Regions from separate parts of the Mus musculus genome. Here region 1 is linked to region 2. The links are chromatin contacts, found by Hi-C or POLR2A ChIA-PET in ENCODE. All regions are on one chromosome and are shown on one strand. Each heading gives the region's core, a stretch centred on a gene start or an enhancer-like site at or near the end of the contact. The rest is flanking DNA. Distances are from core to core; before and after follow the strand shown.

The links. A loop is a pair of places that touch in the nucleus more often than their neighbours do. ChIA-PET counts read pairs that join two places held with the same protein, here RNA polymerase II (POLR2A).
Region 1: a loop to region 2 is called in a map of left cerebral cortex, with 3 times the contacts of the local background. The contact joins the promoter of Sowahb here to the enhancer-like site in region 2. A Hi-C loop is called at or near these places in 2 of 37 maps with a recorded cell type or tissue (both left cerebral cortex). POLR2A ChIA-PET finds 5 or more read pairs at or near these places in 2 of 5 experiments (Patski and embryonic stem cell).

What each region holds. Positions count from the first base shown.
Region 1 is chr5:93,043,401-93,047,662 of GRCm38, forward strand. It overlaps Sowahb (sosondowah ankyrin repeat domain family member B), which reads right to left and starts at 1,622. Exons shown (of 1, transcript NM_175270.4): 1 at 1-1,622. The coding sequence starts at 1,458.
Region 2 is chr5:92,956,509-92,960,743 of GRCm38, forward strand. All of the region lies in intron 9 of Shroom3 (shroom family member 3), which reads left to right. Among named protein-coding and RNA genes, the nearest start is that of Gm36764, 50 kb to the right of the region's middle. Within about 2 kb of position 2,888, at least 1 of the 3 ENCODE cell types and tissues checked has a DNase peak (open chromatin) inside an H3K27ac peak, as active enhancers do.

The DNA of each region.
Region 1 (4,262 bases), core at 372-2,871, 86 kb after region 2:
ATCAGGATGCTCCTCGTCTGAGGAAGAAGGAGATTTGGTTCTTCCTGTTCGAGAGCTCCTCCTGACAGACCTTCGGAACTTGAGGGCAGGGAAGGGCTCTTGGGGGTGGTCTCCAAGGCTTTTAGCCACTGTTGGGACCTTCCGAAAACTGGGCGCATTCCCTCTATATCCGAGGTCCCGCCGGATCAGGCAAGGGCTGTCGTTTGGTGGCAAAAACAGATCCTCAACTGGATCCCTGAGCTCCCCCCAGGAGGAAGTTCTCAAGACAGGTTGCAGCCCCTCTTCGGGGGTTCCGGGAGATTCTTTGGGTCCACTGCTGCTCTCCTCACTTCCATGGCTCTCTTGCTCCACAAAGTCATTCAGATCCTGGAGGGACAGCTGACAACGAATGCTTCGAAAGACGGTAGATGGAGCGTTCCCTGGCCAGGATTCTGAGGACTCATCGAGAACCACGGGAAGGAGAGAATGAAAAGACAGAGCGGGCTCTGGCAGCGCCGAGCTGGTCTCCGAGACCCCAAAGGCGGTTTCTGAAGGTAGCTGGAGGAAGTTGTCTGGCAACACCGACCAGGCGCGAGTGGGCGCCTGGATCTCGGGCTCAGGCACCTGCAGGTATCTGGCTACCCACTCTTGAGTGCGCTGGTGCTGTTGCTGCAGCTGCTGGGTTGAATGGTTCGGGGAGCCGGCGGTAAACAGCTCCAGTGGCTCTCTGGAGGGCGCCGGGTGGGGCGGGAGAGCAGGCGGGGACGTCGGGCTGCCAGCAGCCTCGACGGCGGTCGGAGGCCAGACAGGCGGTACAGATCCAGGCGCGTGCTCGGCGGCCTCTCCTTCCCTCAGCCACCCCGGAGCTCCGAGGTCATCCCGGGCAGGTGCAGCGCGCTCCGGCTTCTCGCAGGCGACTGCAGGGTCTCCGAGATCTTCTGGCAGCGGCTGTCCGGTGGACTGTCCCCAGCCGTTCTGCTGGCACTCCCAGCAGCAGCGTCCTCGCGTCCCCACAGCCGCACACCTGCCTCTGGCTTGAGCAGCCTCTGGCTCCGGTGTCCTCTGGTTCGGGCTGTCCTCCGGGCTGGGGTCTGGCCCGGCCACCTTCTGCGCGCTGCCACCTACGTCCACCTGGGTCCCCGCACCTGCCGGCGGCTTCTGCGGCTCCGGGTCACGGCGGCGGTGGCCCCGCGGCTTTCCATCTACAGGGCCCGGTCGCTGCAGGCCCTCCTCCCCCAGTAGGTCCCTGTACCTCCTCTTGAGCACCACGTACTTGGTGCCGTCGGGGTCCTGGCGCACTGCGGCCACCGAGTTCACGAAGCCCTTGAAGCGCTCGCGACGCTCCTGCAGCTGGCCTGGAGACACGTGAGGGTCGCGCAGGAAGCTCTTGAAGTGGCTCAGCAGCTCTGCGTTACGCACTCGGCCCCCGGCCTGGCACAGAAAGTCCAGCAGTGCCTCCTGGCTCAGCTCTCCGGCCATCGCTGCTGGGTCCTTAGTCCCTGGGGCGGCTGCGTCTCGAGCTCCCAGCGCACTTCCCCTTCGACCGAAACCCAGGCCTGGAGAGTGTCACCTGCGCCCAGGGTGGCGCCACCCGCCTCCATCAGCCGCGGAGGCCGGCGCCGCCCGCATCCCCAGGGCGCTCCAGGAGGGCCGAGGGTCCCTAGGGGCGGGTGCCCAGGCAGAGTCCCCGCGCGCAACCCTGGTGGCAGGGGGCGGCTCCTGGGCCGCCCCTGAACGACGCTGGCCTGTCGCAGCGAGTCCCCGCAGCGAAAGTTCCCGGGATAGGTCGGAGTCGGTTTCACCTGCGCTCTGGCTACGCCTCCTCCTGGGCTCTGGGGGAAGGGCTCAGCCCGCCTCCAGTACCTCCGCCTTCTGAAGTATCCCCCAACCCCCGCCACCCGTCCGGGGTGAGTCAGGCTGGTCACAGTCGCGGGCAGCGTGGGAGGTGAGGCCGAGGGCGAACTGAGCCGGAGGGGAACAGCTCTCCCGGGCGCGCAGCTACCCCGAGGCCTGGGAGATGTCAGGCAGGTAGGCGACTGGCTGTCCCTCAGAGTGCCCGCCAGGCTAGAAACTAAAGCAGAGGGAGGTCGACTAGGTCCCTCTCTCCCCGCGGCACGAGTTACAGCTAGAGTCTTCACGGGTCAGGGTCCAATAGATTGGCTCCCCGCTGTTTCTCTTTATTAGCTCGGTCTGGGGAGGGGCTCGGGGTTCCCAATTGCAGAATCCGGCGGGATCCGGAAAAAAAAAACCCACCGAGATCCAAACCAAATCTCTTTTAGTTTGTCGATAACAAGATACTGAGAAGGCGGCTCCCAGGACATTCTCTTCAAGGAGTTCAGACACACCTGCCTAAGTCTGTACTGAGAGCGAAATCACTCTGAAAGCTACAGACGAAGGTTGGGTTTTGCCTTTCATTTTCCGGCATCATTGTCTTATATTACAATGCTCAGTGCCAGAGGTGTTGGGGGAGGATTCGCTATCAGAGAGGTCATTTCCTAGGAAGCCAAAATCCAGAGGAATTATCTCCTTAGCTAAGGTATTTGATACCCAGAGTTATTTTTTTTTAATTTAGTCTAAGATTTGTGAAGAGAAGAGATTCGCTCCATCTGTTTCATGTTGACTTCTTTGTGAAGTCTTTGCTTTGAGAATGCAAGTTTTCCTCCACACATTTAAAATGTTGAAATCGCGACGAGGATTTGATTCCACCCCAGGAAAGGGGACGCTAGACTCTCTTGGTCTGTTGAAGGGCTGCTGAGTCCACCCTGATTCAAGTTTTTCTTTAGCCCCCTTTGAAGAGGGAAGAGTTAAGCCACAGCAGCACACTTCATCCATAAAGCCCTACATTTCTGTCTGGTCTGGGTGACTCTCTTTCTTCTTTATCTTGAGTTGATTTGCATACTGTCAACAGTACCTATCTCTTGTAGCCTCAAGCCCCTTTGTCTTCTGCACAGCCTCGTTGCAGCCTTCCCTCCCCACCTTCCCTAACAGCCACCCCAAATGTCTGTGTCTCTGCAGCCTCCCATGACTGCCACGTTTCTAGCGATAAATTCTCTATTTTCTCCTCTCCTTTTACTTCACTTTACAGTTCCAGATTTTTCACTAAGAATATCTCGAGTATGTTGGTCCTGCAACTGTCAACAATGTTTTGGTATGGTCACCCTCCATCCCCCTACCCCAGCATTGGGGGATCAAACTCAGGTACTCATTTGTGCTAGGCAAGCCCTCTGTCACTGCCACTGATCAGTTGACAGTCTGTCAGATAGGCCACACCAGCAGTGTTTCATTTAAATCCCAACAGAACCCTGGTACTTTTCCATGAAGGACTTGGACTCCTTGGCTTTAAATTATCTAGGTCAGAAAGAAGGACTGTTTCTGTCTATTTGGGGCAGTTTCTAGAATTGAAACCTAGTAGTGGGTTGGCATGGAGGAGCTGTTCCCACTCCATATAACTTTGACGCCTTAAAGTAGTTATTGAAACAAATGTTTTTATATGAAACTTCAGCTCGTGCTTGTATTTATTTACTGGTGTTGAGTCTCTCAGTGAGATTCACAAGTGTGGGAGGCAGAGTCCAAATGGAAACCTCAGATGGGCAAGTCAGGAGAATCCCTCTTTGGTGCCTTGCACAAGTACATATGTTGAGTTGTACAAGTGACCAAGAGGCAGAATGGGACCGTGACTTGCTGTACTTTAAGAGGAGAGAAAGGGGAGGGACCGATGCCAAAGGTTTTGACACCATTCACCTTCAATTAAGGGTTGAATTACTAGGTCTACAATTGTTTTGATGTGTGGATACCCAAGTGGTTTGGTGTCCTCTTGCTTGTCCTAGGGTAAGGGGATGGTTAGGTGGAAGGTTCTACATCTTATATAAGGGATACCTTCTTGCTTCCCTCATATTTAGCTCATTATTTTCAAAGGTTTTTTATTTTTATTTATTTTTGCTACATTGCTGGGCATTGCTAGAAATAGGTATATATAAAGAAGAACGTCTGTTAGAGAACTCTGTTGGTAACAAAAGACCAGAGAAATGGCATGGGTTAGCATGCTACTTGATTTAGGAATCACACATAAACTTAGGACTTTAGGATGGCACAGACCATGAGCTGGGGTCCCCGGGTGCATGAAGGAAGAGCTAAGGCTCAGCTCAGAGTGAGGAGGACTTTGCATTTTTAAAAAAGTGAGGCCATTAGGGCAGAAGACACTTCTGTGCAGAGGGCTCCTGCTTCACTTAAGTATTTTGGGGAGCTAGCTGAAAATATAGCTCCTTGGTTTTAAGGTAGAGGAG
Region 2 (4,235 bases), core at 1,638-4,137:
GAGATTTATTGTTTTATGTGTATATGTGTGTGTGTATACATACCATGCACACACATACACACCCCCCACATGCACGCCTGGTGCCCATGGAGGTCAGAATGGGACGTCAGGTCCTCTGGAACCGGAGCTGCAGGTGGTTGAGCTATCATGGGCGCTAGAACTGGAACCTGGATCCCATGCAGGAGCAATCAGTGCTCTTAGCCGCCGAGCCACCTCTCCAGCCTCTCGTTCTAGGTTTTGGATGCTTAATTTACAGAATTAATACTCCTCCTCTGAGGAAATGGAGCAGCCCGTGTGGGGGCTGTAAGGCTTTGTGTGGGGCCTGTTTTGTTTTGTATTTTTAACACAAAATTCCACCAGTTCCCATATCGGCATGGTTTGTAGGGAAATAGATGGCAGTAGCATTTAAAACTATTCTACTCCATTGCTGTTGAGAACGCTGTGGCTGGTGGGTCCTTTTAGACAGCTACGACTCCTCGGCTCACCGCCTCCCATTTCTGCTGAGCTTCAGTTCTGGAGTTCCAGGTTCCTCTCTGGCCCTGTCTCCTCTCATCCTGAGAAAGATTTCCTTTAGCATTTTCCTCAGAATAGATCTGCAGTGATGTGGGTTCGTCTGTATGTCTCTAGAATATTCTCACTCACTGGATGTGAAGTCTGGGCTGGCCGTCTTTTGTCACATATGCAGACATGTTTTCTGTTCCTTCTGAGAAACAATTTCCAGGCATTTAAATGTGGCTGCCCGCTTCTGCTCACCACACGCCTGTCATCACTGCTTGTGGAGTGTGTGCACGGAGCTGCCCAGGGCTGTGGGTAGATGGGGCATTTTCAATCACTGTTTCTTTAGTTACACATCAGTTATCTTATGCACACTAACTCTTCTCTTAGCATGATGATTCAGTGTTAGAGTTTCTCATTCGCCTGACTCCCTGAAGCTCTGTCCTTCTCATTGGTTAGTTTGTGTCCGTCTGACCTCAGGTTCACGCTCTTAGTTCATTCCTGCCAGTGATTTTGTTGTTGTTTCAGATTATCATTTTCAGTTCTAAACTTTCTGTTTTTTAGTTCCTTTTTGCTCGAATCTTCAAGTGATTTTGCTCTTATCATGAAGAATGCTTATTTAAGAAAGCATTTTTAAAGACTATGGTAATCCTAATGTAAGCATTATCTCCAGTCTAGCATCACTGTTACCCTTTCTGGCTCTTTATACCTGAGTAACTGTATATTGTATTCTGTGCTGCGAGGCCCTGGTCCTGCTGGCACAGCCCTCTGTAGAATGGTGATTGAGGCAGGCCTGGTTACTGCAGGCCCAGACCGTAAGTTCCGTCTCAGTTTTGGATAGTGTGGTTCCAGCACCCATTTCGGTTTGGGAGCCTCTGTGAGGTTACAGAGCTCTGTACTCACTGAGCCCCTCTGGCTTTAGTTTGGGACTTGAGCAACGTTTCTGACACACCCAAGTTCTCAGAGCCTTTGGTGTACTCTTCGTCTCTCCCTACGTGTGCCACTTAAACGTGAGCTTCCCCCAGCCCCGCACGTGCCCCTCACCCTGAGCGTTCATGCCAAGTTCCAAGCATCTTCTGGCCTAGCTCCGTCCTCTCCTGGGGTTTTCCACACAGCCTTTGGCTCCCAGAGATTCCTAGTATCAGTCCTGTAGCTGGACAGGCAACCTGTGCAGCTATGCAGGAGCTGTGAGGAGGAGGGGAATGGAGTGGGGATTCCCTCACACTCTAGGCCCAGGGCTCCTTACTCCAGCTCCCAGGAAGGTTTCTGGGGTACCTGCACCACCACTGTGGGGTGGTGTCCGTGAGTGGAGGCAGAGCTGGGAGAGGAGAGAGAGAGAAAGCACAGGCCGCACCAGCCACCCAAGCCACCTCAGCTCTGCAGACGAGGCTTTCTCACGTTGCCCTGAGGTCGGCAAGGTATGAAAAGCCTGAAACTCACCCCTTCGGGTTGTCAGTGTGCACTCTTCTTGGTCTCGGAATCCCCACCCCCCAGGACCCCAGGATTTAATGGTAACATGCAAAAGAGGGAAGCTGTGGCAGTTATGACATCGTGGCCCACACCACGATGGAGGTCTCCCACTGGAGCTTGACAGAAGGTAAACAGATTGGCATTTCAGAAGAGTCCCCCTGGCAGCTATGTCTGGAGTTGGGCAGGATGGGAGGAAAGTGCAGTCACTGAAAGTATGATGCACAAGTATGATCAACATCCATCCTATGAGCAGTTTAAGAGCTTTTTGAAAGAGTAGTTGTTGTTGTTTAAGAACAGGCAGGAGCTGGTGGTGGCTTAGTTGTGGAGGGTGGAAGAAGAAGGGTGGTCAGGAAGGGTCCCAGCTCCAAGTTGCTGTGCACAATGTCTGGGAAGATGGTTGACCTTGCATTTTACCGGACCTTAACTGGCACCAAGGGACCATCTCAGATAATTACACTGACATTCTAGTTACAAGTCTCCTGGTGGAGAAGTGGGGCAGGATTCTTAGCCGAGATAGCTCGTGCTGGAGGTGTTGGACATCACCATCAGGCCCAGTCACCTCTGCTTCTATCAGGTTACACAATGTGGGATGGAGGTCTGGCCTCGTTACCATCTGAAACTGCCTTGACTTTCTAGAGCTCAGCCAAAGACAGCAGTTAACATGCAGGGTCCTGGATCTTGCATTTACAACAGAAGAAACAAGCCTGTCAGGTAGACATGGTTTGCCAGGTCTAGGCAGAAGCCTGAACTCCACTCTGCCCCAGCCAGAAGGGCTACATTTTTCTTAGGATAAAAACAGCCAACAAAAGCTAAGTGTTTTTGTACCAGTGTTTTGGGGATGCTGCGGCACAAGCCTCAGAGCTGCCACTCGGGGAAGCTAGGGTTGCCACCCAGGCACCTACTGCAACAAGTGCTGGACTCTCAGACGCTGGCCTGACCTTGTGATAGCACAGAAAACAAGGCCTGTCCGTATGGTTGTCTTCCAGTGTGCGTGCATTTGAGCCTCATAACATTCCTGAGAGCTATTTTAAAGTACTAATTGAAACCAGCACCCTGGAGCCAGACAACCTGGGTTTAAGCCTGGCTCTGTCACTTACTGTATGGTCTGGGGCATGTCCCATACCCTCACTGTGCTTCTCAGTGAGGCTGGGACGATACCTGTGTTGTCGGGCTGTCGGAGCCGTGATTGAGTAGTGAGACGCTGCTTCTGCCTGCCACAGAGCATGGGATCAATAAGACATGATCTCATCGAGGCAGGTGGAGCTGTCCTCTTGCTGATGGCACAGGTGAAGTGGCCTCCTGGCAGTGATCAAGTCAGAGCTGGTCTCCGACTCGGAGTCTGTGCTCCTCTGCTGCTGAGGGAGAAGACCCGGCAGGATGTTTCCTGTGCAGATGGTGTGTTGAACTATGTTTAGAAAAAGAACGCACATAAATAGCATCTCACACAGCCTGGGTTAGCAGTTTGTCAGATGTGAAGCTAAGTGGGTGAATGTCAGTGGCCTACAAGTTCCGTAGCTCCCGGGAGAGACTAGTATAGTATTAAAATTCTCTCTTTCATGGGCCGAGGAGATGGCTGCCGTTAAGAGCACTTGCTGCTCCTGCAGAGGATTCCCTGCAACCATACTGAGTGGCTCACAGCTCCTGTAACTCCAGCTCTTGGGGAATCAGACTCTCTCTTCTGGTTTCAAAGGCATCTATATACACACACGTGGTGTACATACATACAAGCCGTTACATGTATAAATGATAAAGAAAATTTAAATATTATTCCCTTCTCCTGCCCTAAATGAGTTCTGTTAAAGTTGGATTTTGTTATTTTTTAAAAAGGATCATCCTGGCACAGAAATGTTGGCAGCACTGCTGGCTTCCCCCTGATGCCTGCGGTTGCTCAGAACCTCTTCACTATAGTCTCAGCCCAGGTCTCCATAGTTAAAGACCTGGTGATCAAAAGCTGGCAGGCATTGCATCCACATACCTAACGGTGAGGCAGGGCCGACTGGGTGCCTGCCCAGTCTCTGCACTGCCTTACTGTAATGTACAGAATGTGCCCAGGCTTCTGTGCTGTGTTTGTGTGGCTCTGCCCAGTGTCCACGCCGTCAAACACCAGAGCTGGGTCTGGATAGAAAGACCCAGCTGACTGGACGTGGACTCTGGCCTCAGAGTGCCATATGAGTCCCATGCACCAAGCTGCCTACCTCCCAGCATGCGCACTGCTTAGGGCCTGAGAGCCAGCAAGCTGACTCCAGCAGACTAGCAGAAGAACGGGGGAC